Regions from separate parts of the Mus musculus genome. Here all the other regions are linked to region 5. The links are chromatin loops, found by intact Hi-C in ENCODE. Cell type or tissue: heart. All regions are shown on one strand.

The links. A loop is a pair of places that touch in the nucleus more often than their neighbours do. Peaks named below come from ENCODE experiments on the same cell type or tissue, not always from the same donor. Only the 100,000 strongest peaks of a DNase experiment are listed, where the experiment ranks them.
Region 1: it touches region 5 in a loop (2.3-fold over the local background); 3 of 42 quality-filtered maps call a loop at or near these places.
Region 2: it touches region 5 in a loop (2.5-fold over the local background); 2 of 42 quality-filtered maps call a loop at or near these places.
Region 3: it touches region 5 in a loop (2.3-fold over the local background); 2 of 42 quality-filtered maps call a loop at or near these places.
Region 4: it touches region 5 in a loop (1.9-fold over the local background); 3 of 42 quality-filtered maps call a loop at or near these places.

What each region holds. Positions count from the first base shown.
Region 1 is chr8:72,720,727-72,725,726 of GRCm38, forward strand. Sin3b (transcriptional regulator, SIN3B (yeast)) reads left to right here and starts at 2,544. Exons shown (of 19, transcript NM_009188.4): 1 at 2,544-2,682; 2 at 3,318-3,424; 3 at 4,811-4,964. The coding sequence starts at 2,584. In heart, no CTCF peak of the experiment used is centred here; a DNase peak (open chromatin) is centred at 2,515; H3K4me3 peaks cover 1,710 bases; H3K27ac peaks cover 1,149 bases.
Region 2 is chr8:72,175,376-72,180,375 of GRCm38, forward strand. Rab8a (RAB8A, member RAS oncogene family) reads left to right here. Exons shown (of 8, transcript NM_023126.2): 5 at 465-554; 6 at 948-1,013; 7 at 2,245-2,295; 8 at 4,670-5,000. The coding sequence ends at 4,762. Among named protein-coding and RNA genes, the nearest start is that of Hsh2d, 12 kb to the right of the region's middle. In heart, a CTCF peak has its summit at 2,201 (motif pointing right); a DNase peak (open chromatin) is centred at 2,206.
Region 3 is chr8:72,237,812-72,242,811 of GRCm38, forward strand. Ap1m1 (adaptor-related protein complex AP-1, mu subunit 1) reads left to right here and starts at 2,207. Exons shown (of 12, transcript NM_007456.5): 1 at 2,207-2,432. The coding sequence starts at 2,391. It overlaps Gm51536 (a long non-coding RNA gene), which reads left to right and starts at 4,134. Exons shown (of 2, transcript XR_003947404.1): 1 at 4,134-4,677. In heart, CTCF peaks have their summits at 1,910 and 2,111; DNase peaks (open chromatin) are centred at 1,830, 2,240 and 4,600; H3K4me3 peaks cover 2,166 bases; H3K27ac peaks cover 1,687 bases.
Region 4 is chr8:72,546,311-72,551,310 of GRCm38, forward strand. Med26 (mediator complex subunit 26) reads right to left here and starts at 2,000. Exons shown (of 3, transcript NM_027485.4): 1 at 1,585-2,000. The coding sequence starts at 1,656. In heart, no CTCF peak of the experiment used is centred here; DNase peaks (open chromatin) are centred at 1,221 and 2,091; H3K4me3 peaks cover 3,557 bases; H3K27ac peaks cover 2,903 bases.
Region 5 is chr8:72,472,824-72,477,823 of GRCm38, forward strand. It overlaps Cherp (calcium homeostasis endoplasmic reticulum protein), which reads right to left and starts at 2,410. Exons shown (of 18, transcript NM_138585.3): 1 at 2,235-2,410; 2 at 1,789-1,962. The coding sequence starts at 2,259. In heart, no CTCF peak of the experiment used is centred here; a DNase peak (open chromatin) is centred at 2,388; H3K4me3 peaks cover 2,432 bases; H3K27ac peaks cover 2,173 bases.

The DNA of each region.
Region 1 (5,000 bases), 250 kb after region 5:
AGGCCAGACCTCAATTCCCAGGGACTTGCTTGTCTCTGGGAGATAGCCAGTAGGCCTGGTGCTCTGTCACTGACCAGAAGACTAACCCTTTTGTCAGTATTCTGAGGCCAGGCCTACCTGGTATACTCTCCTTCCTTTTTGTTGGGGCTATAGCTTGGAGATGGTGTCTCTGTAGCCCAGGCAGGCCTCAAACTAATGATCCTCCAGTCTCACTTCCAGAGTACTGGGATGCAGGTGGGCATCACCATAGCCAGCTTCTCTGTCTCTGTCTGTCTCTGTCTGTCTCTCTGTCTCTCTTGTCTGTATGTTTAGTCTCATGTACATGGGACCATATACATACATGTGTATATTCACTTGATGGCCACAGGTTAGCCTTAGGTGTCTACCTTGACCACTTTTTACCTTACATACCTCAGGGTCTCCTGATGTCCTTGGGTTTCCATTGCTTCGATGAAACACTATGACAGGAGGCAGCATGGGTGTGTGTGTTTTGCTCCAGCTATGGAGGGTGCTGCTTAGTGGCTTGCTCCCCTTGGCTTGCTCAGCCTGATTTCTTAAACTCAGCAGGACCAGCAGCCCAGGATAGTCAGAACCCACAGTGGGCTGGAGCTTTCCACATCAACCATCAATTAAGAAAAATCCCCCACAGACTTGCCCACAGGCCAGCTAGATGGAGGCATTTTCTTGGTTGAGGTTCCCTCTTTCCAAATGACTCAAAACTAACATTGCAGTCGCTTAACCTGGCCAATGTAGTCATCTTGGCTTGCCACCTTGCTCTAGGATTCTGTCACTACTGCTTCATTGCTGGCCACCATGCCTGCCAGAAAACCACCTCTTCTGGGGTCATAAGTATGTGTATAAAGCCCCATTACTTTTGACATGCCCGGTGATTGCTGGAGTTTGGATTTGGCTGGCATGTGCTGGGAGCACATCCTCACAGCGTGGAGGGCACTGGCAGCAGGGAGGAAGCTAAGGGGTGAGAGCTGATTAGGTCCTTATGTTATCATGTGCACATAGGGATGCATGTGTGTATGGAAGCATGTGGGGGCCAGAGGTCCACATCAAGTAGTTTCCTCTTCTGATTTCCACCTTGTTTAAATTTAAAAGTTGTTTTATGAATATATGGATATTCAATTGGCATGTATCACATGTGTACCACATGTGCCTAGTGTCTACAGAGGTCAGTGAAGGTGCCAGATCTCCTGAAATTGGAGTTACAAGCAGTTGTGAGCCACTATGTAGGTGTTTGGAACGGAGGATAGGTCAGCCTGGAAGCAGAGGTCCCATGATCCAGGTTTGCACACATTTGTGAACGGAATCAAGGAATGTCACTCTGAGAGGAGTTAATGGGTAAAGAGCTTGCTCTAAGCAAGCAGGAGGATCCAGACTAGGGGCTGTGACCCCAGCACTACTGTGGAGACAGGTGGACCCATGGCCACTGTATCAAGTGAAGACAATGAGCTACAGGTTCAGTAAGAGATGCTGCCCCCAAAACACAAGGGCTGGGTGATAAAAGATTGTGCCCATCTCTGGTCTCTGTACACACACACACACACACACACACACACACACACACACAGGAGTGAGTTTACCTACACATATGTACACACACGTGCACACACACACATACACACCCAGTGCAAGAATTCAGTCCACATGGCTCTTGAATGGATGCTGCTCACCTACAGCCCATTGCTGTATCAACCTCACAGAATAGACATTCAGAAACTTGTTCCAGAAAGCACCAGAGCCTTGCAAATATCACTATTGAGGTCTTGGGTCAACACAGACATCTAAGCTTGTTTTCCCTCTCTCTCTTTTTGAGACAAGGTCAACACCTAACTGTCATTTTTTTTTTTAAAGATGCAGTCTTTTTTCTTTTTTTTTTTTTAAGTTTTATTTATTTAATGTATTTGAGTACACTACAGTGAAGGTTGTGAGCCTTCATGTGACTGCTGGGAATTGAATTTTAGGACCTCTGCTCGCTCCTGCCAACCCTGCTCGCTCCTGCCCAAAGACTTACTTATGATTATAAATAAGTAAACTGTAGCTGTCTTCAGATGCACCAGAAGAAGGCGTCAGATCTCATTACGAGTGGTTGTGAGCCACCATGTATTTGCTGGGATTTGAACTAAGGACCTTCGGAAGAGCAGTCGGTGCTCTTACCGTTGAGCGTTGAGCCATCTCTCCAGCCCCTAGAGATGCAGTCTTAACTATGTACCCCAGTTTAGGTTAGACCTCTCAGTGGTCTCCTCTCAGACTCCCCGGTACTGAGATCACAAGCGAGCCTGCACACTGAAATGTGAAGTTTATAGAATTAATGCGTTTTGAAATATTCTTCAACTTTGCTTTACTTTCTTTCCCTCCAACAAAACAAATCAAAAAACACTTTAGGCCTTCCAGGTGGCCACAGACCCCCAGGGCACATAAGTTGAGAAAGACCTCCCGCCCCGTCCAGCAAGGCCCTTATGTGGACACTCCCCTATTTGACGCCACGAGTCTCCACCCCCTAGGAGGCGGGGCCCGCGCAAGCGCGACCAGGGCTCAGGCGGAGGCGGGGCAGAAGCGGCTCTGACTTCCAACATGGCGCATGCAGGCAGCGGAGGCTCCGCGGGCCGGGGATTCGGTGGCTCCCGCTGGGGTCGTTCGGGCTCCGGAGGGCACGAGAAGCTGCCGGTGCACGTGAGTGATGTCCTTAGCCTCTTCCTGGGGACTCGGACCCCCGCGGGGATGGCGCCCCGCCGTGCGGCCCCGCCTTGGCCTCCTCTCTGCGCAGCCGGGCCCGGGGACCCCACACCCCTTCCGCGGAATCCTTCGGTCTTCGCGGCAGCCCCTCGGTTTCCCCCTAACAATTCATTTCCGCCGCTCCTCGGACTTCTCAGAGATACAGAGGTCTTTCTCGACATCTCTCAGTCATTCCTGCGATCCCTGTCATCCCCGGGACCCTTCGGTGCACCCCGAAAACCTTCGATCCTCCTAGTTGGCCCGTAGTTTCCCTTTTACGCCCCTCGGTCTTCCAAGGGATTTCGCGTCCTCCTCGAGACCCTTCGGTCGTCCCCGCCGGTCCTCGGTCCAACCCGGAACTCCTCGAGGCCCCTCGGGACTACCCGCAGGCTCTCGGGACTACCCGCAGGCTCTTGGTCCTACCCGCAGGCTCTCGGTCCTTCTAGTCGGACGTCGGCCCTCCCAGTAACACCGCAGTTATCCTCGCGGCCCTCTGCTGCCCCGTGCCACCCCTCTTCTATCCCTGGCCTTCCAGCCATCAGTCACTGCATCGCGCGACCCTGGCCCACCTCTGGCCTTCTTGTTCCCCACAGGTGGAGGACGCTCTCACCTACCTCGACCAGGTGAAGATCCGCTTTGGCAGTGACCCTGCCACCTACAACGGCTTCCTGGAGATCATGAAGGAGTTCAAAAGCCAGAGGTAATCTGCAGGGCCTTGTACACCCAGGAGCTGGGGGCTGAGCCCTCTAACCCCCAAACCAACTACACTGTGTCTCCTCAGCTGTTAATCATGCACAGGATTGGAGGGCCCTGGGAATCTCTTCTAAAACAGTCGCAAGATGAGGTGGTTCTGAGGAACTGATGGGATTCCTGGAAGGGGTGAAGGAATTGGGGAATCGAGGCCTGAACAGGGAGTGTTGGGTGTAGTCTTTATTTAAAATGTTGATTTGGGGGTGGGTAAGATGTCCCAGAGGGTAGCAGTGCCAGCCACCAAGCCTGACCACCCGAGTTTCAGCCCTAGAGAGATGAGAATTAACTCCTACAAGTTGTTGACCTGCCCTTGAGATCTGTGGTACATGCCCAAATACAGAAAATAAATGGGGTACAGATTTTGATTGTTTGGGGAAGCATTTTTTGTTAATACTGCAGGAAAATATTACTTATGATCTCTTAGCTCTTGTCCCTACGATGCTTTTCAATAGCACTTACTAATCTGGAACCAGTGTGGTATGAACAGGAACTGTTTTGTAGACACAGAGCAGTTAGGCGTATTGGGTTGTTTCTGAGTTAATGTCCGTGTCTTCTAGAATCTTCTGGGAGGTGTGGCTTGGTTTAGGTAAGGGACTCATCCTAGTGACAGGTGGGTGGAGCTAGAACCCAGGCTGTCAGTCAGACCGCTTCCCACAGATCTTGGTACTGACCTGCCTGTCTGCTCTCAGGAAGTGTAGACGGCCTGGGCTGGTTTCTTGTGGATATTCAGGGTACTGAAGCCAGAAGAAGACCCTCATGTCATTTCAACTTTACCAGTCCCCTAACTTGAAGGCTCTGGTGTTTAAACACTTCCTTTAGTAAAAAAATGAAAGTGTATCCTTACCTTTCCCTAATTCATAAAATATGAGGGAATTTCTCACATTGCTTGGAGAACTGTGTCCTGTTGAGTCTCAGCCCAGCACCTAACTCTTGAGACATCTTCAGAATTGGGCCCAGGAGCTCAAATGGCCTGGAAATATAGTTATGTAGTGTGTTATATACATCACACACACACACACACACAAAACTATCATGTATATAGTTATGTCTAGTTATAGTTCTTGCTAGACCTAGCCACAGGTGATTTTACATGGTGGGGCCCATTTGTTCAGTTGGGCATAGTGGTGCATACCTTTAATCTCAGGCAGAGGCAAGCATATGGAGGTCATCAGGGCTATACAGAGAAACCCTGTCTCTAAGGGAACAAACAAAACAACATGGTGGGGCCCATTTTCAGAGTCTTCGCCGTCAACTAAGCCTGGGCTGAGGTGATCTCGAGGGCATCTGGGGGAGTTCACTCTTAGGACTCTTGCCCACTTGTGTTTCTTTTTTCCAGCATCGACACTCCTGGTGTGATCAGGCGTGTGTCCCAGCTCTTCCATGAGCACCCTGACCTCATCGTGGGGTTTAATGCTTTCCTTCCGCTTGGATACCGTATAGACATTCCCAAGAACGGCAAGCTGAACATCCAGTCGCCGCTGAGCAGCCAGGTAGGCTTCGCTTGAGTGATGTGGACCTCGAGAGTC
Region 2 (5,000 bases), 300 kb before region 5:
AGAGCAGTCAGAGCTGAGCCAAGCCTGGGTGTTCAGCAAGAACTTAGCAGGAAGTCTTGCCTGTTCTAGGCACAGCCTTGTTTCTAGAATGTATAGAGAAGAGAAAGTTGAAAGATCCAAGCCGGCATTGGGACTTAAGCTGGCAAGTTGTTCAGTGGATAAAGGCACTTGCCAGCAAGCCTGATATACTCAGTTCAATTCCTAGAACCCAGATCATGGAACCCAGATGTAGCATGGTGTGTGCATGGGATGGCTCACAAGCTAACATGGAACTGCTCTAGAGGGCGTGGATAAGGTCTCTGAGCATCTGCTCTGGGAGTCATGCCTCTGGAGCCTAGTGACCATGATCTGTGCAAGCCATTTGCACAGTCAAGAAGTGTTCAACCACTAGGGACATGAGCTGCCAGCCACCAAGCAGTCCACACCCTGCCCTCCACGTTGACCCTGATCTGCCCTCTTCTCAGCATGCCTCTGCAGACGTGGAGAAGATGATACTGGGGAATAAGTGTGATGTGAATGACAAGAGACAGGTGTCCAAGGAACGGGGAGAAAAGGTAGGTGTTGCCCTCGTGATCGTTTTCAGCTTGGGTGCTTCTTCCTAGTCTTTTTGCCATCCTGACTTGCCTGAGATAGAGAGATCCTTGTGAGGTGATAACCCTAGGCAAGACAGAGCTTCCTCGTGGCTAGCAATGAGAGCTTGGCAGTGAACTCTTATCTTGTCACCAGAACCAAGCAAGGCCAGGCACAGCTGGCATCACAGCAGGGAACAGAGCTGGCTTAGGCTATGCCACATTCCTCTCCTCTGCACCCTCCCCACGTGGTGTGCAGTACCATCACACAGTGAAGGTAACACCCTTAGCTTGAGTATGGTAGCAGCCCATCCCAGTTTCCATTCCTTAGGAAACAATGGGAGTCCACACTGTGTTCATGTGTCGCCTTCATTACAGCTGGCACTCGACTATGGGATCAAGTTCATGGAGACCAGTGCAAAGGCCAACATCAATGTGGAGAATGTGAGTCCAGTCAGATCCTGCAGGGAGCCATGGGCTTGTGGGATCAGTGCTCCAGGGCTGGAGGGGCTTTCCTTTGGGAGATTCAGCCTGGAGTATCCAGAGGGATTGGCCTCTGGCTCAGGATGCCCTCTGTCAGGCACTCAAGACACAGTCTCACTAGCTCAGCAAATGAGGGAAATCAAAGCTCAGATTCCAGTACCTAGTACCCACTACCTACACCCAGCTGTGTTCCTCTCAGCCACACTATTAATTCACATCCCCAGTGAGGATCCAGGTCCCAGTGCTGTGCCCTCATCCTTATGTTGTCCCCAAGGCAGTGCCAGCCTGGCACCTGGCCCTCAGCTTTTCTCACACAGCCCTAGTGACACTCAAAAACAGACCTGCAGAGCTACCTGTAATCTCAGCACTCAGGAGGCTGAGGCAGGATTGCTGAGACCAGCCTGGGCTACACATCAAGACTGGGGGCGGGGGCTAAATCGCTCACATCACTCCACAAAGTACCCAGAGGACGGTGGCCAAGGCCTTTGTCCTGTTCAATTCCCTTCACTCCTACTCCTCCCATAAGCCACTTGGGCCTGCCCTCCCCAGCCTTTGCTACACTCCTTTCCTGCCATCAGATTCTTGTTCCCCTGTCCAGGCCAGCCCATCTCCATGCACTCTCCCCTGGCCCCACTTTCCAGGTCTCCAACACTGCATGGAGATGCTAAATCCAACCTACCTCAGATTGTCCCCTCCATGGGACAGCAGTCATTTGCAAACTGGAATTTGTAGCTGTTCTTTAAAGAGAGGAGGAACCAGGCTTGATAGTGATGCCTGTTGTCCCAGTACTTTGGAGGTGGAGGCAGAAGAAACAGGAGATTTAAGGTCATGTTCAGCTACAGATGTCTAAGGCTAACCTAGACTCTCTAAAATTAAAATTAAAAAAAGGAATTGGCATGGACAGAACATAGCCATGGATAGATAATCCTTCCAGACCCTTCTGAACCAGTTAACCACGCAATACCTTTGGGCAAATCACATGGTCTATGAGCCTCATGTCATCAAGGGCCAACTGAGAATAATGCCTGCTCGCATTCACAGGATTGTTGGTTTGGGGGAAGGCCTTTGTTCCAAGGTGCTCTACAGGGGGTGACAGATGGGAGCCTGACTGGGGACAGGAGGCAGACCTCCCTTCCCTCTAGCCAATAACTTCCCACCACTAGAGGGTGCTGACGGCCTGTTCTTTCCACAGGCATTTTTCACTCTTGCCAGGGATATCAAAGCAAAAATGGACAAAAAATTGGTGAGTCCAAGTCCTTCCTCCATGTGGGGTTCTGTAGGATGCAGCCACCCTTGACTGGGACAGCACATCACTGCCCAGACCTGCCATCCTAGTGAGAGTGTGTGTGTGTGTGTGTGTGTGTGTGTGTCAGTCTGCATGTGTGTACATGCGCAAATGGCAGCCAGAAGTCAGTGTCAGTGTGCTCTTCATTCAGTTCCCACCTTAGCTTTTGAGACAAGATCTCTGATTGGACAGTGAACCTCGGGCCCTTCTGTCTCTCCTACCCTGACACTGGGATTATAAGTACCACCACCCTGGCTTGGTCTTTGTTCAGTTTTTTTACAGTATTATCTTATTGGCTTTTTCATAGTATGAATGTTTTGCCTGCATGAATGTCTGCACCAAATGCATGATTAGTGCACTCAGAGGCCAGAGAGACTGATAGGAACAGAGGTACAGATAGGAACTACCATGTCATTCTGGGAATTGAACCCAGGTCCTCTGGAAAAGCAGCCAGTGCTCTAAACAGCTCTTCAACGCTTATTTATTTATTTATCTGTTTGTTTGTTTGTTTATTTGTTTTTATTTAGAGTCTCCCTTTTGGGGCAGGGAGGACACATGTATGCTGGTACCTCAGAGGCATGGGATCCCTGTAGCTGAAGTCACAGATAGTTGTAAGCTGTACCTCATGGGTGCTGGAAATCAAGCCCAGGTCCTCTGCAAAAGCCACTGGTGCTCCAACTTGTGAGCTATCCAGCCTCCACACCTGGCTGATGTCTGCTGGGGGTCAACCTCAGACTGAGCCATCACTGCGACCCTTTCAAGCCTAGCAGGCCATTGCTGAGAAAAGAAGGCAAAGCTTTCCTGACTGAGCTTAACATGTCACTGAAGCCTGGGGACACTAGGAATACAATGTGACCCTGTCCCCTAAGCTCTTACCCTCCCCAGACCTACCTGTGTTACTAGAGATCAGAGAACAATGGTTAGTCCTGAGGCTCTTTTTTTTTTTCCTTTGAGACAGGGTTTCTCTGTATAGCCCTGGCTGTCCTGGAACTCACTTTGTAAACTAGGCTGGCCTCGAACTCAGAAATCCACCTGTCACTGCCTCCCAAGTGCTGGGATTAAAGGCGTGTGCCACCACCGCCCGGCTCCTGAGGCTCTTTGAAGTGTGATCACCCAACAGAATGCGTGAAATACAGCCTGCCCCACACGTTCAACTGGGCTCTGAGCCACCAGTGAGGCACAAGGTGGACTCGTGGCATCTCTTCATGCTTACATCTAAACGGCAGCATTCCCTGTACAACCTATGTACCAGGCAGGCAGTACAGCACACAACTCAGAGCTTCGTTTGATAGCAGACCTATACTGGAAGAAACGAGCTCACACACACGCACAAAAATAAGTAAATCTAATTTTTTTTTAAAGATTTATTTATTTATTATTATATGTAGGTACACTGTAGCTGTCTTCAGACACTCCAGAAGAGGGAGTCAGATCTCATTACGGATGGTTGTGAGCCACCATGTGGTTGCTGGGATTTGAACTCCGGACCTTCGGAAGAGCAGTCGGGTGCTCTTACCCACTGAGCCATCTCACCAGCCCGTAAATCTAATTTTTAAAAACCTTCTTTGTAAGAAAAGGACTAGCGTTTAGCTCCTGTGTTGCTAGCAACAGGTGGACCTCTGCACCACTGGAGCACAAGAGGCAGAAAACTCTATGCCTCCATGATAGACGATAGGGGTGTTTAGCATAGATAGGTGAGTAGATGGGGAAAAGGTAGGGAGGAAGGAGGAGCAGAGGAGAAAACAAGATGATTGTATCGCTGGAGGATGTGGCTAATGATAGAGCACTTGACCAGCATCAGGGTCCTCAGGTCATTGCCCAGTGGCAGCAAGAAACAGAAGAGTGTGGAAGGAGGTGTCTGGGTGTTGGTGGGGAGGAAAAAAGAAAGAGTAACGGCCTGGGGGATGGTGAGAAGCAGATGAAAGCAGCCTGGGGGCCGTGGAAGGTGAATGAACGGTCAGGAGACAGTGGGATGCTTTTGGAAGAGAGTGGCAGATTTTGAGGGTGAATGACTGCAAGAGTTTGAGTGGATGTGATCGATCATAGGGGAGTGGGAAGGGTGATAATGGGTAGGTGGGGGATTGGATAGGGGGTGGGTAGTGATTCAGAAGATAGAGATTCGATGAGTAGATGGACAGTAAGTTAGCAGGGAATGGTTGAACATCAGGGGGACAAATAGATGGATGGATGGCTAGTGGGTGATTGGATCTAGGGTAATGGATGGTGGAGTGATTAGTTGGACAGTTATGGACAGACCATTTGACAGCTGTTTGTGGGTAGTAGGTAGAGCTGACAAGCCACAGTAAGTAACAAGGCAAACTTGTGACTTCAGGAAGGGAACAGCCCGCAGGGGAGCAGCCATGGAGTCAAGATCACAGTGGAGCAGCAGAAGAGGACCAGCTTCTTCCGGTGCAGTCTCCTGTGAGGACAAGGTCTCTGCCCATTCTGAGCCTGTGCTCAGCCCAGCTGACTGTGCCTGCCCCGGGCCAGCCTCCACCTCTGATGTTTGGACACGGCTGCCCGGACTCGATTGAGAAATTGATTATTTTTTAGTAACCGTCTGATCTTTTCCACCTTCAGAGATGGAGAGAGTTAGAATTTTGCTGTTTTTCCTATGTCATCTGCCAGTCAGGCCTATCCGTCCCCTGCCTCATAGGCACAGA
Region 3 (5,000 bases), 240 kb before region 5:
AAAACTGAGACTGCTCAGATAGTCATCAAGAAGATTATTAAAAATTTTCCAAGGTTCGGAGTGCCAAAAGCAATAGTGTCAGATAATGGTCCTGTCCTTGTTGCCCAGGTAAGTCAGGGTGTGGCCAAGTATTTAGAGGTCAAATAAAAATTGTATTATGTGTACAGACCTCAGAACTCAGGACAGATAGAAATACTGAATAAAACTCTAAACAGACCTTGACAAAATTAATCCTAGAGACTGGCACAGACTTACTTGGTACTCCTTCCCCTTGCCCTATTTAGAACTGAGAATACTCCCTCTTGATTCGGTTTTACTCTTTTTAAGATCCTTTATGGGGCTCCTATGCCCATCACTGTCTTAAATAATGTGTTTAAACCTATGTTGTTATAATAATGATCTGTATACTAAGTTATAAGGCTTACAGGTGGTGCAGAAAGAAGTCTGATCACAACTGGCTACAGTGAACAAGCTGGGTACCCCAAGGACATCTTACCAGTTCCAGCCAGAGATCTGATCTGCGTACACCTGCGTCATGCTGAGACCCTCAAGCCTCACTAGAAGGGTCCCTGCCTAGTTCTGTTTACTAATCTGCCTTATTCTGTTGTTGTTCCCATGTTAAAGATAGAGTAAATGCAGTATTCTCCACATAGAGATATAGACTTCTGAAATTCTAAGATTAGAATTACTTACAAGAAGAAGTGGGGAATGAAGAATGAAAAATTACTGGCCTCTTGTAAGAACATGAATTTTTTACCTCGGAGCCCACCCCCTCCCATCTAGAGATTGTTCTCGGAACACTCCTAAACTTTTCACCCCAAAACTCCTCACCCTAAAGTTCGAAAAAACTGTTCCAAGAACATTTTTGAGATAAAGGCCTCCTGACGTAGATTCCTTGATAGGACATGACTCCTTAGTTACCTAGATTCCTTTGGCAGAACTCCCTAGTGATGTAAACTTGTACTTTTCCTGCCCAGTTCTCCCCCTTTGAGTTTTACTATATAAGCCTGTGAAAAATTTTGGCTGACTGTCGAGACTCCTCTACCCTGTGCTAAGGTGTATGAGTTTCGACCCCAGAGCTCTGTGTGCTTTCATGTTGCTGCTTTATTTCGACCCCAGAGCTCTGGTCTGTGTGCTTTCATGTCGCTGCTTTATTAAATCTTACCTTCTACATTTTATGTATGGTCTCAGTGTCTTCTTGGGTACGCGGCTGTCCCGGGACTTAAGTGTCTGAGTAAGGGTCTCCCTTCGGGAATCTTTCACTATGTGTCACACAAGTAAAAAACCACACAAAGTAAAAAACAAAAAAAAGCCCTTGGGGCGGGGAGGAGTGTTGATGGGCTCCTTTGATCTCTCGGTGGCAGAAAGGTGGTTAAGAATGGCAGAATTTGCCGGGCGGTGGTGGCGCACGCCTTTAATCCCAGCACTTGGGAAGCAGAGGCAGGTTTATTTCTGAGTTCAAGGCCAGCCTGGTCTACAAAGTGAGTTCCAGGACAGCCAGGACTATACAGAGAAACCCTGTCTCGAAAAAAGAAGAATGGCAGAATTAAAATTTAATCAGCCTTACTTTGGTTTTGTTTTTTTGAGACAGGGTTTCTCTGTATAGTCCTGGCTGTCCTGGAATTCACTTTGTAGACCAAGCTGGCCTCGAACTCAGAAATCCGCCTGTCTCTGCTTCCAGAGTGCTGGGATTAAAGGCGTGCGCTAGCTACCACGCCCGGCTCAGCCTTACTGTGAATTAGGCACAGGCTAAGTTACACACGTGCTACCCTGGGTTCACTGGGGCAAGACGGGTGAAGCCCAGTCAGTTGAGAGGTTGACAGTGACAAGTGATTGCTGATAAGGCTGGATTGCCATTGGGAGACTGACTTCCTTTAAGCGCCACCTAACGGCGAGTCACAGTCAGTGACGGGATATTAGTTTACTTGACTTCTGCAGAAAGCAAGGCTGTCTCGAAAAAACAAAAAAAGAAAAAGAAAAAAAAAGGCTCAACTCCAAATCGGTTCCGCTTTCAGCGTCTTCTCACAGCAACAGGCTTGGAAGCGTCCACCTTCATTCCACAGCTAGTCCTTCAGGTACAAGGAGTAATGACAAAGCTGCCCCGCCCTGGTCCTCCAGGCCCCGCTCTTCAGGAAGGCCACGCCCCCTGACTTCCGGCCCGTTTGAGCTATGGGTGAAAAATACTGCCAAAAAGTTCCTACTGCGCTTGCACTCAGTTACGCGCCTGCGCACTTGCGGCTCCCTTCAGACCGGACATAACGGTCCACGCGCTGCTTCATGGACCGGAAGTGGAGGGGAAGTGTCTCGGGGCGCGCCGGGCCTTGCTGAACGCCCGCAGTTCCTGCCGTTGCCGCCGCCCTCGGCTACTGCCGAGACCTTCCAAAGCCGCCATGTCCGCCAGCGCCGTCTACGTACTGGATCTGAAGGGCAAGGTACTGAAGGGTTCGCCACCCTCCGCGTTGCCAGGCAACCAACGGGCCCTCGCCCTGTCAGGACCCACCCTGTTGCTAGGCAACTGGCCGACCAGCCCAGCTAGGGCGTCAGGCAGGCGGGGCAGCCTCACTTGCCAGCCCTACCAAGTTACTAGGAAATGGGCGGTGGTCTTTCCGCGAGTCCCGCCCCATTGCTAGCCAACTTGGTGGGCTGCGGTTGCTAGGTAACTGTCCGCTTTGCCCCTTTCCCTTTTTGTTCGCCTGGGTACCGGACTCTAGCTTCTCCTGCGAACTCCTGTAGCAGGACCCTGCGCCCCGGGGACCGTGCGACCCTTGGCCAGAGGCGTGGCGGGAACTATGGCCTTAGGTCGGTCCCTCGCTCCACAGGCTTCAGCGTTCCCTAGAGCCACTGAGCTTCCTATGACATTAAGAGAAGCGGATGATAAAAGTGTGGTTTTAAGAAGGGCGTGGTGGCGCACGCCTTTAATCCCAGCACTCGGGAGGCAGTCAGGCGGATTTCTGAGTTCGAGGCCAGCCTGGTCTACAAAGTGAGTTCCAGGACAGACAGGGCTATACAGAGAAACCCTGCCTCGAAAAACAAAAACAAACAAAAGTGTGGTTTTAGAGGGGGAAACAGTGCCTAGAGTCACACTGATTACTGGGAAGTAGCGGCCTGGAAGCATCCTCGCCAGGCAGGTGCTAAGCCCAGGGCCACCGTGGGTTAGCCTAATCTGTCATAGCTCAACTTAGTCACTTGGAAAAAACAGAAATAGATGAATACCTATTGGGGCCATGTCTTCATAATGGACTAGCAGCTGCAACTGAAGAATCAGGGAGAGCTATCCTGACTGGGAATAACAAAGACTGCTGAGACATGAAGGCCCTGCACAGAAACAGGACCCTGGCATCTTGCCCAGCGTTATCTGAGAAAGAAATCTTCATTTGTGTGTTTCTGCGGGTGTGTGGAGGAAGGAGACCCCTGCTACTCTTACATGGGCTCTTGTTATCGAACTCGGGTCACTAGACTGATTGAGCTAGGCTGCCTGAACCGTTAAAACGCATGGATCTGCCTGTCTGTACTTCCCAGCAGAATCTGACTTTTTCCCTCTCTTGGTTTTATGAGACAAGTTTTCTCTGTGTAGCTCTGGCTGTCCTGGAACTCACTCTGTAGACCAGGCTGGCCTTGAATTTAGAGACTGACCTGCCTCTGCCTCCCAGGTGCTGGGATTAAGGTATTTGCCACCACCACCTGGTAAGCACCTGGCTGTTACCTGGGATTTGGGTATAGAGTTCAGGTCGGATATTTGGAAAATACAGACTGAGCTGTCTCCCTAGCATAATGGATGGTTTTGTGGTGCTGAGGATAGAGCCTAGAACAACAAGCTCTCTGTCAGGCAGCCACAGTGTACTCTATGCAAAAGCCTCTTCCAGGAAGGCACATTTAGCCTTAAGAAAGGCACTGTCTGTCGCTCTACCTCAGGCTGTCAGAGTGGAAGGCAAGTGGCCAGCCTCTTATGTTTGGAAGCTACCAGAACAGGTCCAGCCACAGTAAACAAGTCCAACATTTAGCAGTGAAAGAACATTGATGTCCAGTCTACATGGAAGAGCTAGAGCTTAGAAGAGCCCCACCCTCCACGTTTTCCTTAGTCCCTTGAGTGTGTACCTGCCTTGTATGTCACCCAAGATCGACAACTGGTGAGTTCCAGACCTGGGCCTCCTCCACAGCCTTCTGGGAAGCTGGGTAGGGGCAGTGTTCCCTAGGTCTCATGACATATGCTCTGCCTTCCAACCTGGCCTAGAGGTACAGTGGGCTGCCTGTCGTGGCTTGCTTGTTCCTTTAGCAAACATCTCATTGGCACAAGCAAGTACCCATCCTGGGCTGAAGCTGTAGAGCCATATTTACATGTGGATTCAGCCAATCTCCGCAGCTGAGCTGTATGATCATAGACAAGCACCTTGGCTCAGCACCTTGGGCAGTCTGAGCCTTGCTTTCCTAATGGATCTGAAGAGCCTTATCTGAGTTATTGAGTATAGATGTGAGACAAGCCTGGCCCTAGCAAGGTCAACAGAGCATAGTATTTGGGCTCCACAGGCCTCTTGACCTAGCAGAACACTTGGACCAGCAACTGAATAGCTATTTGCCTTCTGTTTGGCATTTAGAGAAGGTTATGAAAGACATCCAAGCAGAGCAGGCACCTGATGTGGTTCTGAGAAGGTGACAGATGTCCCAGTTGGCATGCCGGGTGTAAGTCAGCCCATAGACTGGTGCTGGGACTTTGGGGATGCAATGGGAGGAAGCTCCAGGGCCACTGCAGTTCCAGGCAGGAGTCCCCAGGTTGGGATGTGGTCAGACCTGTCTCTAGAAAGCTGTAGTTTCCTGCCTCCTTCTAAAATCAAACCAGCCTCATGACAACATGCCACACTGAGCCTCTCATTACCAAGGGATTCCATGTGGCTACTTTTGGCAAATAGGAGGTCCTCCAAGAACACTTGGATGCTGTCTGTGGCTCTGGTGACTCTAGATTTGGAGTACAGAAGTATTGCTTTCCCGCCTTCCTCTCTCCATGC
Region 4 (5,000 bases), 73 kb after region 5:
AAACAACATCAAAAAATTATACTGTGTACACTATGGCTTCAGCAAAGATGCAAAAGCCATCAAGGCTATGTTTTCCTATCTCTTGTTTTTACCTTTTAATATCCTAATATATCAATCATGTGATTACAGTCAGTAATACCAATCACTGGCAAACAAAACAACAACAAAAAACCCAACAAAACCTTAAACCAAAAAAAGAAAAAAGAAAAAAATTTAAAAAGGCTTTCTAGAAGATTTTTATCTAGCCTGTCCCTATTCTACCTCGAGAAAATGTCTACAGTATTTACTAAATTACTATCAAGGTGATCTTAAAGACCAAGAAGAAAATAATTTTGGATCCAGCAAGCAGATCTCATAGAAACTAGAGCACCTCTATTTCTACCAAGACCACACAAACAATGTGAATTATTCTGAACACACCACAATACAGTGTACATTGTACATTGCTAAGAGTAACTGGTCAAGCATAGTCAAGGGAACTCAAAAGACTCAAACCTCGGTTACCTGTCCAAGCCCAAGATGATTTTTCTTCCATCCCGAGCATATTAAAAAGTGATCTCAAAGGCCACTTCCTGGTCTCCCAGCAAACACCTCATATCTGAATGCCTGTGCATCTTCCCATGGCCCTGCTCCTAACAGCAACAAGGATACCCGCCCCCTACACTGCCAACAAACCTTTGGGAAAAATACAAGAACAGGTGAAATTAGTCTATGCTCACACAGGAAGAAAAAGATGTCCCTCTGCTCACAGGACTCTTAGCAGAGGAAAGTGTGACATAAAGTAACCCCTTACAATTAAATCTTGACAGGCTAGGGCCCAAAGCACCTCAGGAGGGGCAAGAGAGAGATGGAAAGAGGACCGGAAGGTAGGAATAAGAGAACAATCAACTATGACGGGCAGTAACTCAGTACCAAAATCCCATGCTTTAGCTTCTGGTCAGATGCGCAATGGAGCATTTAGGCCAAGAAAGATGACAGGAAGGATCCCACTCTCTGCAGGGTCGTCTTTTCTAGAAAGACCCCAGGAAAGGTTTGTCCACTATCAGAAAAAAGAGGAGACTCTCCAGGCATCACAGGTAGACAGACTGGGGGCAGAACGGGCCTAGGGTTCCCTCCTAGCCAAGAAGGAGGTTCAGCCAGGAGACCGAAGGGGAGTAAAGGCCAAGACTCCGGAGACGCGGGCTACTCTAGTCATCGCGGAGACACTAGTTGCTTCCCACCTTGCCCCCGGCAGGGAGACCTTCCCGGGGGGTTCTCAGTTCCCAGGGTTGAGGTGAGGCAAGGAGGCACGGTGGGGACCACCAAGGGCGGTCGGGCTGGGACAACGGAGAAGAACTAGCTCTGATCAAAGCTCCAAACGCTCCCTCAGTCCAGGCCGCGTGAAGCCTCGGCCTCAGGTACCCTCAGCTGCCGGGCAATCCGCCTTGCCTGCGGTCCCCGGACCCAGGAGAAAGAGAGACCGAGATGGCAGTGGCTGTGGCGGGCAGATCACCGCCTGGAGAGAGCCCCTAGCCGGGGGCGCGTCGGAGGGGGAGGGTCTCGACACATGCGGCCTCGGTCCCCGATCGCGAGGCAGTCACTTACGTTGCTCTGGGAGTCGATGGCCTGTAGCAGCCGGTCCCTCATCTGCTGCGGAGACGCCGGAGCCGCTGTCATTGCCTGGGCGAAGCGGGGGGGAGCGGCCGGGCCGGCGGGCGGGCAGGCTGAGGAGGGGGAACGCGGGTCAGTCACTCGCCGGCCTCCGGGAACGGAGCCGCATGTTCCCCGCGGCGCCGGAGGAGGTCAAGGCGCTCGGGGAGATGGCGAGGACGGAGGGAAGCGGAGGGGACCGGAGCTCAGGCCCCGGACCACCGCCGCCACCGCCGAGCGAGGAGGAGGAGCCGACGGAGGAGCCTCCGCCACCACCGCCGCCGCCGCCTCGAGAACCAAACTCCAGTGAGCTGCCCCCCGCGCTGAGCACTCTGGGTAACCCGCGCCGCACGCAGCGTCGGCGCCACGCTGAGGAGGTTGGGAGATGGGGCGGGTGGAGACGCCGGGTTTGGGAGGGTCCGGCTCGTGAGCCCCTCCTATTGATTGTGCGCACGCGCGCGCAGGCGCAATTAGCAGGTCCTGCCGCCTGGTTCCGAGGTCCGACACAGAGGGCCGTTGGGAGGCAGTTGGGCGTGGCAACGGACGCTATCTGAAGGCCACGCCCACTCGGGACTGGAGGGATGGGCTTCCTAACGGAAGCGCACCCTTCAAGTCCTGGAACACCGACTCTATCTTCTGACTGCTTTGGGGTTGCGGAATGGAAAGACCCTCCCCCGGATGAGGGCCTCCTGCGTTTAGAAACCAGAGGATTGGAGCGGCCATAGGTAATCTGAGGAAGGCAGCGGTTCCCTGCGTTTAGACTCGTGCCTCGAGGAGCTCGGAGGAGCTCCGCACAGCCTTCTCCGCTGCAGAGGCCCCAGGCGCGGGTCTGCAGGGCAGTGCGTGTCCCCATGTGACCCGCGTGCTGCGGGGACCTAAGGTCACGTCTGGGAGCTGCCACCTCTGCAGAGGACGCAAGTCTGCAAGGCCTGCGCGACGCTGACACCTCGGGTCTGCATCCGTGCGGGGCTGGAACTCAAGAGGAAGCACCGCTTTTGTCGCCTTCCTAGAGGCGGGGGGGGGGCGGGGGGGGCTGGAGGTGGCCAGCCTGTGTCTGAACAGCAGGATGCGGAACCGTCGCCCAGCATCTTCCCCTTGGCGTTCCGAGGGGACGGAGCGACCCCGCCTTTGCATCTCAGGTGATGGAAAACAGGAACGCCTCACGGGGGAGGAAGGGAAGCACCAAGGTCACCTGGAGTTTTAAGTCAAACCAAGAAACGAAGGAAGTCAAGTATAAAGGCTGCGGTCCTCCGTCCTTCGGTGACCCCTACAACTGGACAGATGGAGGGCGGGCTCCGAGTTTAGTGCACTATACGAAAGTGGCCTCGGGAGAAATAACTTCGTGTAGTGTTGTAACCTTAAAAATCCAGACATGAAACGGAAGGGAAACAGGTAATGAAAACCACATGTACTTCTGAGAGCTGCTCAACACCTGTTAATTTTAAATTTGTCATACTTCGGGGGGGGGGTACTGGGGGAGGTGAGGAACCAGGCATTTAATTCCAACGCTTGGGAGGCAGGAGGCTCACTGGAGTTCCAGGCCAGCTTGGTCTGCACAGTGAGTTCCAGATTAGCAAGGACTACGTAAGTAAGACCCTGCCCTTTTCTCCCACCCACCCAGAAAATAAATTTATCATGGCTGGTTTCTTGATTCTGCACATGACAGAAGGCTTTGCATTACACCAATAGAATGAACACGAACAAATACTTCTCAAATACACTCTCTTCCTGGCATGTGTTTGGAGCTCAGGTTCCAAGTTGGAAAGCAGCCCATTTTGAAGATACACTTAATCTCACCAGATAAGCAAAATAAACAAGGTCCTCCATCAACATTGGCTCTTAGTTTGGTGTTTTTTGGCAGAGTTTATGAAGCCTGAGCTGGTCTCAAACATTTTATTCCTTCCAGTGTCTCCTGGTGCATTACATTTATGCCAATCTTCTGTCTTTTATTATTATCTAATAGTTGATTTTTATTTTTCTCCCCTTATACAGGCTCTCACTACAAAGCCCTGGCTGGCCTGGATCTCACTATGCAATTCTGACTAGTTTGAAACTCACTGTGGAGACCAGGCTAGCCTCAAACTCACAGATATCCGCCTGAGTTCTGCTGCCCAAGAGCTGGAATTAAGTGCATCATCCTACCCTGCAGACCTGCTATCTTGTTTATTCAGTGGTATAGTATGCCTTTTTTTTTTTTTTCAAAACAAGCTATAAATTAAGCAGGCAATTAGTTTTGCATGGATCAAGTCATGAAAACATCTTGGACAGCATTCAATGTACCTGCTGACCTTGCTATTTTAGATTCCTCCCCAGGTTTTGAGACCACATGTAGCCTAGGCTGGCCTTGAACCTTTTTCTTTTCTTTATTTTTTATTTTATTTGCCTGGTATGGTGGTACTCAAGGGGAGGCAGGAGGATCTCCGTGAATCCAGTCTAGTTTACATAGTGAGTTCCAGGATAGACAGCCATATGTAGAGAGACCCTGTCTCTAAATTTGATATTAATGTTTTGCCTGTAGTATATATGCACCTATATGTGCCTGGTGTCTACAGAGGCCAGAAGTAGTTGTCAGATCCCTAGAACTAGAATTACATGGAGTTGTGAGTACATACTGCGAATTGAATCCTGGTCCTTCTTTGAGAACAGTGCTCTTAACTGCTGCATTGTCTCACAGGCCTGGCCTTGAGCTCTTCATGTTGCCTCCACCTCCTCAAGCGCTAGAATTATAGGGCATGTACCACCCACCATCATACCTGGTGCTTCTGATTGCATTTTCTATGCCTAGCCTTTAATCTCAGCACTCAAAGAGGTAGAAACAGGAGGATCTCTTGAGTTCAAGGTCATCATATAGGTATGGGGAATTGAACTCTGGACGAGCAGCAAGCATTCATAATGGCTGAGCCATCTCTCCAACCCATTTTCTTGTTTTGTTTTTTCAAGAAAGGGTTTCTTGGGCTGGTGAGATGGCTCAGTGGGTAAGAGCACCTGACTGCTCTTCCAAAGGTCCAGAGTTCAAATCCCAGCAACCACATGGTGGTTCACAATCATTCGTAATGAGATCTGACTCCCTCTTCTGGAGTGTCTGAAGACAGCTACAGTGTACTTACATATAATAAATAAATTAATTTAAAAAAAAAAAGGGTTTCTTTGTGTAGTTCTGGCTGGCTGACCTGAAACTCATTTTATAGACCAGGCCGACCTCAAACTCATAGAGATCCACCTTCCTCTGCCTTCAGAGTGCATGACTACAATATTGTGGAGTCCTATGCACACAACTTTATTCTACTTGTTCATTTACCTAAGTTTGATTGTTTGTGTGTGTGTGTGTGTGTATATATATATATATATATATAACTGTTTGTGTTGTACAG
Region 5 (5,000 bases):
CTGCGTATCTCCCTTGTGTCTAAACCCAATCTCTCTTGACTTCCACCACCCACCACCCTCAGCCTGCCTTGTCCCTGTCATGTCCAATATATTCATTCTACTGTGCTATGGCTGGCAGAATGTCCTCTTGTCTCCCAATCCCTAATGTGCCAAAGCTTACATGTATTCTCCATTTCCAGGTATGTTTTTTTTTTTCATTTTTTATTAGGTATTTAGCTCATTTACATTTCCAATGCTATACCAAAAGTCCCCCATACCCACCCACCCCCAGGTATGGTTTTAAGTTGAAAGCCTAAACAAGTGACTGTACAGGGGTGGGCACAGGCTTCCTGTATAGGGATATATAATAAGGCACGGTCTAAACTCCTTTCACTTACCATCCCTTACCCATCCTCAATGGCTCTACCTTCGACCTCTCCCACTTCCATGTTCATGATCACCACCTTTCCTAATTCCAGTCTGTCCACTAGAACACACTGCTGGAATCTGTTTCAACCGCCATCAGCTTTAGGATGGCTATGAACTTGGTGCTCTGGGGCTAAGGAATGACCTCTCTAAACACGCATGAGGACACAGACACTCTGATGGTGATGTCAACCTCTACCACAACTGAATAGGAACCAAAACCTTATGATCAATAGACTCTAGTCCTACCCCTCCTTGGCATATGAAAAACCCCTCAGTTCACATGTGTGATGTCTCCTCTCTGAATACATACCTTCTTCAAGTCCCTGTGCTCCATGGGCTCAAGTCTGCCTGCCCTACAAGCTTTCTATCAACCACCTACAATACATTGCTGGAGTATAACCAAGTATGTTTGGCATCAAAGAGGACTGTAGCTCAGCCACTATCACTCTGACTACTCATTGGCTTTGCAAGTCCAGACACTTATTTCCACAGTTTATTCAGAGACTAGAGAGCTACCCTAGATATGACAGATGTGAGTTCTGCTCTCAGAAACCATAAAATCTGCTGTTACTATTCAAAGCTTGGGTATGCTGAAAAGCTGATGCAGGAAGGCTGCTTTGAACTGGAAGCTAGGCTGGATAACATACTGCCAGGCCAACCTGGGATATGGTGTGAGGCCCTTAAAGACCAGCTGTGCTTCTTCACTCATTTTCCTTTTTCTTTTGTTTTTTTTTTTTTTTTTTTTTAGGCAGTCTATGTAGTCTTGCCTGTACTGGAACTTGTACAATCAGTTGGCCACAAACTCACAGAGATCGACCTGCCTTTGCCTTCTAAGTGTTGAGATTAAAGCGGTGGTCCCATCATCCCTGGCTCTAAACTTTTTATTATTTCTATTATTTTTAATCATATTTTTCTTGATGTTTAAATCTAGTTTACAAAACTAGCTCTAGAACAGTCAGGACTACACAGAGAAACCCTATCTCGAAAGCAAAAAAAAAAAAAAAAAAAAAAGGAAAAGAAAAACGTTGCAAAAACTAAAGGGAAAGCTTTTTGATCTATGCACCTGAAATGCAGAAAGCTATGGTCTCAGCCTGCAGAAAGGCTGCACAGTTTGCACAGTTCCCACCTTCCTGCAGATCCGCAATTGCCTCTGCAAAGACCACCCAGGGACCACTCCCGACCCAAAAGCCTGGATAGAGAATATATGATAGTCTCTCCTTATGACACACAGATCCAGCAGTCTATCTTGGTACAGGGCTCCGGGTAGGACAGAAGAACGGCTGCTCTGCTCTGCAGAGGAAACTTGCAACTCTAAAGAAATTGGCTGCGGCGGGGCCCGCATTGAACCCCGAGGCGGCTGAGGGCCTGAGGGGAACTCACGCTGTTGCTGCTCCAGTGCCAGCTTGCACTTGTAGTAACTGTAGAACTCGCCTCCAAACAGAAACGAGAACTTAGGGTTGTCCTTCTGCTTCTCCATCGTCATTTTCTCGAACTCGGGTCCGTTGCGAGCCACAAACTGAGCGAGCTTATCGATGACATTTCGAAGCTCCTGATCTGCAAAACAGAGGAAAAGGCGTCAGTGGGGGCAGCCTGACCCGGGGACCAGGCCGGGGTCCTCTGGGGCGGGCCACTGCAAGGCGGTGGTGTACGGGTCCTGACTAGGGCCAAGCGCGCGCCAGGAATGCGGGGAACCACGGAGAGGCCGAGGGAGGAGCGGCGAGGCCGCAGCGCGCTCCGTCACTGGCCCGGCAACGCGAGGAGGCACGGCTGGCCGGCGGGGGCACACGAGAAGAACCCAACGACCTCAGCTCAGGGACCGGCCTCACCATCTGGCGGCATCGGCATCTCCATGGCTGCAGCCACTGGCAACGTCCTCCGCCGCCTCACGATCGCTTACCAGCACCGGCCACAGAAGCCGGCCGGAAGTGGCGCGAAGGGCGACGTTTACGACGGCCTCGCGGGCCGCTTCGCGCGCCATTTACGGCTGTCGCTGGGAAACACCGGAAGTGAAGACCGGAGGAGGGCGGGAAGGGACTGCGTGAGGACTCCAGAGAAGGATGGCCTAGTGAGACGCATGCGCGTGAGCCTCTTTGCGCATGCGGCGGCCCGGCCGCTGTTCCCCGACGCGCTGGAGCGTGAGAAGCTGCGCCGGCGGTACTCTGGGTTTCTGCTGCGTTCTTGCGAACGCGTGCACTCCCAGGCCTCTGCGTCTTTCACATCCTTTTACGCCATCCAGAAGGCGGGATCGGCAGGTGATGGTTTTGGCGAATCACACCTCACTCGGCTCCTGTTCCGATATGCTCCTTCTGGGTAAGAATTTTGAGCATTGGGGCTCCACAACATCACATCAGACCGACGTGGAGCAAAGACATCTCTTCTGAAGCGACTATAGACGTTCTATGGAAGGAGAAGCGGAAGCTGCGTCAACACCCCATCCCTTCTGTTTATTTATATTATTACTTACTCCTGGTTTTTGAATATTAGGTCTCATAGAGCCCAAGCTGATCTCTAACTCCCCACACAGCCTTAGATAATCTTGCACTCCCGATCCTCCTCTTAGCTCTTAAGTACTGAGATGACAGGCGTGTGCCACCACCACACCAGGGTTACAGGATACTGGGGATGGAAGACAGGACTGGCTGCATGTTAGGCAATCACTGAGATATACCATCGACCTTTAGAAAGAAAAAAAGATTTATATTTTGCCGGGCATGGTAGCGCACGCCTTTAGTCTCAACACTTGGGAGGCAGTGGCAGACAGATCTCAAGTTCAAAACCAATTTGGTCTACAAAGAGTTTCAGGATAGCCAGGACTATACAGAGAAACCCTGTCTCGAAAACAAAGGTTTAATTATGTGTCAGGTGGGTTTGTGTACGTGACTTCAGGGCCTAAAGAAGCTGGAAGCAGGCACAGGATCTACAGCACTGGCATGATTTACTTTCTGAGTTTGTGCTGGCCACTAAGCCCTTAGTGATCCTTTGAGCCTGTTATGCCAGGGTCTCCGACTTTTCCTAATTGGATATTCTTACTGCTGGAAGCACCACACCACGATTATATGAGGAGGAAGGAGGAAGTTGAGCCTAGCAGGTATCCTGATCCCTATGCCCTTCCTGTAACTCCTGTCTTGCCTGCTGTGAAGCCCCTTTATAATGTCCTACTCTTGGAGCTGCAGAGATAGCTCAATGGTGATGTGCTTGTCATGGGAGCAGGACCACCTGAGTTCAGGTCCAAGAATTCAGTGTAAAAACCAGACAACAGCAGCACAGGCCTGCAATCCCCAAAGACTATTGTGACCTTGTAGGGACTCTGTGTGGCTCACAGTAAATAGAAGTCTGTATCTGCCCGGACTGTCTCCCTCATGCTCACCTGAGATAGTTCCAGAAGATTCTTTTTTCTTTCTTTCTTTCTTTCTTTCTTTCTTCCTTCCTTCCTTCCTTCCTTCCTTCCTTCCTTCCTTCCTTCCTTCCTTTCTTTTTTTTCGAGACAGGGTTTCTCTGTATAGCCCTGGCTGTCCTAAATATCACTCTGTAGACCAGGCTGGCCTGGAACTCAGAAATCCGCCTGCCTCTGCCTCCCAAGTGCTGGGATTAAAGGCGTGCACCACCACGCCCGGCTCAGAAGGTTCTTGCTGATGGAATGGGATCTCCTTTCAGAACATAGTTGCCTTCTTTCCTGACAGAGCCCAGGCTGTAAATTCTGTTAGTACCCAGGCTGCCTCAGCTAATAGACCATGCTTTCCTGGGTTACAACTCTAGCTCAAGCCTGTATCTACTGAGCACTGTGCTTTGACCAGGGTTCTGGGCCAAACTAACTTACTGATAAAACTAATCCTCTCCTATACCTCCACCCAGGTCCCTTCAGCAGACCCAAGCTCTCCATAGTTCTGTCCTGTTCCAGCTTACTCAGCCTTTCTCTCCTTGACAGTGTGGGACACTGAGCACTGTAGAATCCAAAATAAGTTCAAGACCACCTAGCCCCTTCTCCTCTGAAGGGACTTCCAAATTATATAGTTTTAGTGGTCAAAATGACTAAGCCTGCAGCTGCCAAAACAACATTAGCAGTTCTCAAAGAAATTCCCCTACCCCACCCCACACTGAATTCTGAGAAAGACCACACACCACCCTGACCTTGCTGAAATTTCCCCTGATGTTAATGGCTGTGAGTTAATACTTGTGACGTTAATAGCTAACCCATAAGTTCAAAACATACTGTTGCTTTGCTGAAAAACAAGGGCAGGCAGAGTGAGGGGCTAGGCCAAAGGGTTACTTAGTCACTATGCAAACCAACCAATGCCTGAAAAGGTTGTTACACCAATTAGAATAAGCCAGCTACCCTGTTGCCTAAATCTGCCCCTTACAAAGGTATAAAAAGTGTGTTCTTTGTTCTGGGTCTCTCCACTGGCCTACGTGCTGAGAAGGGGGCGGGGGTCCCCAACATGTTGGATCAATAAAAATCCTCATGCGGTTTGCAGCGATGGCAGTCTCTGTGGTCTTTGTGAGTGAGGGTCTTTTGACGAATTCCAACGGCACCTCTCAGTCCCTCAGTAGGGACACCCAAGTATCCTGGTTTAAAGCAATGGAAGTGAGAGAGG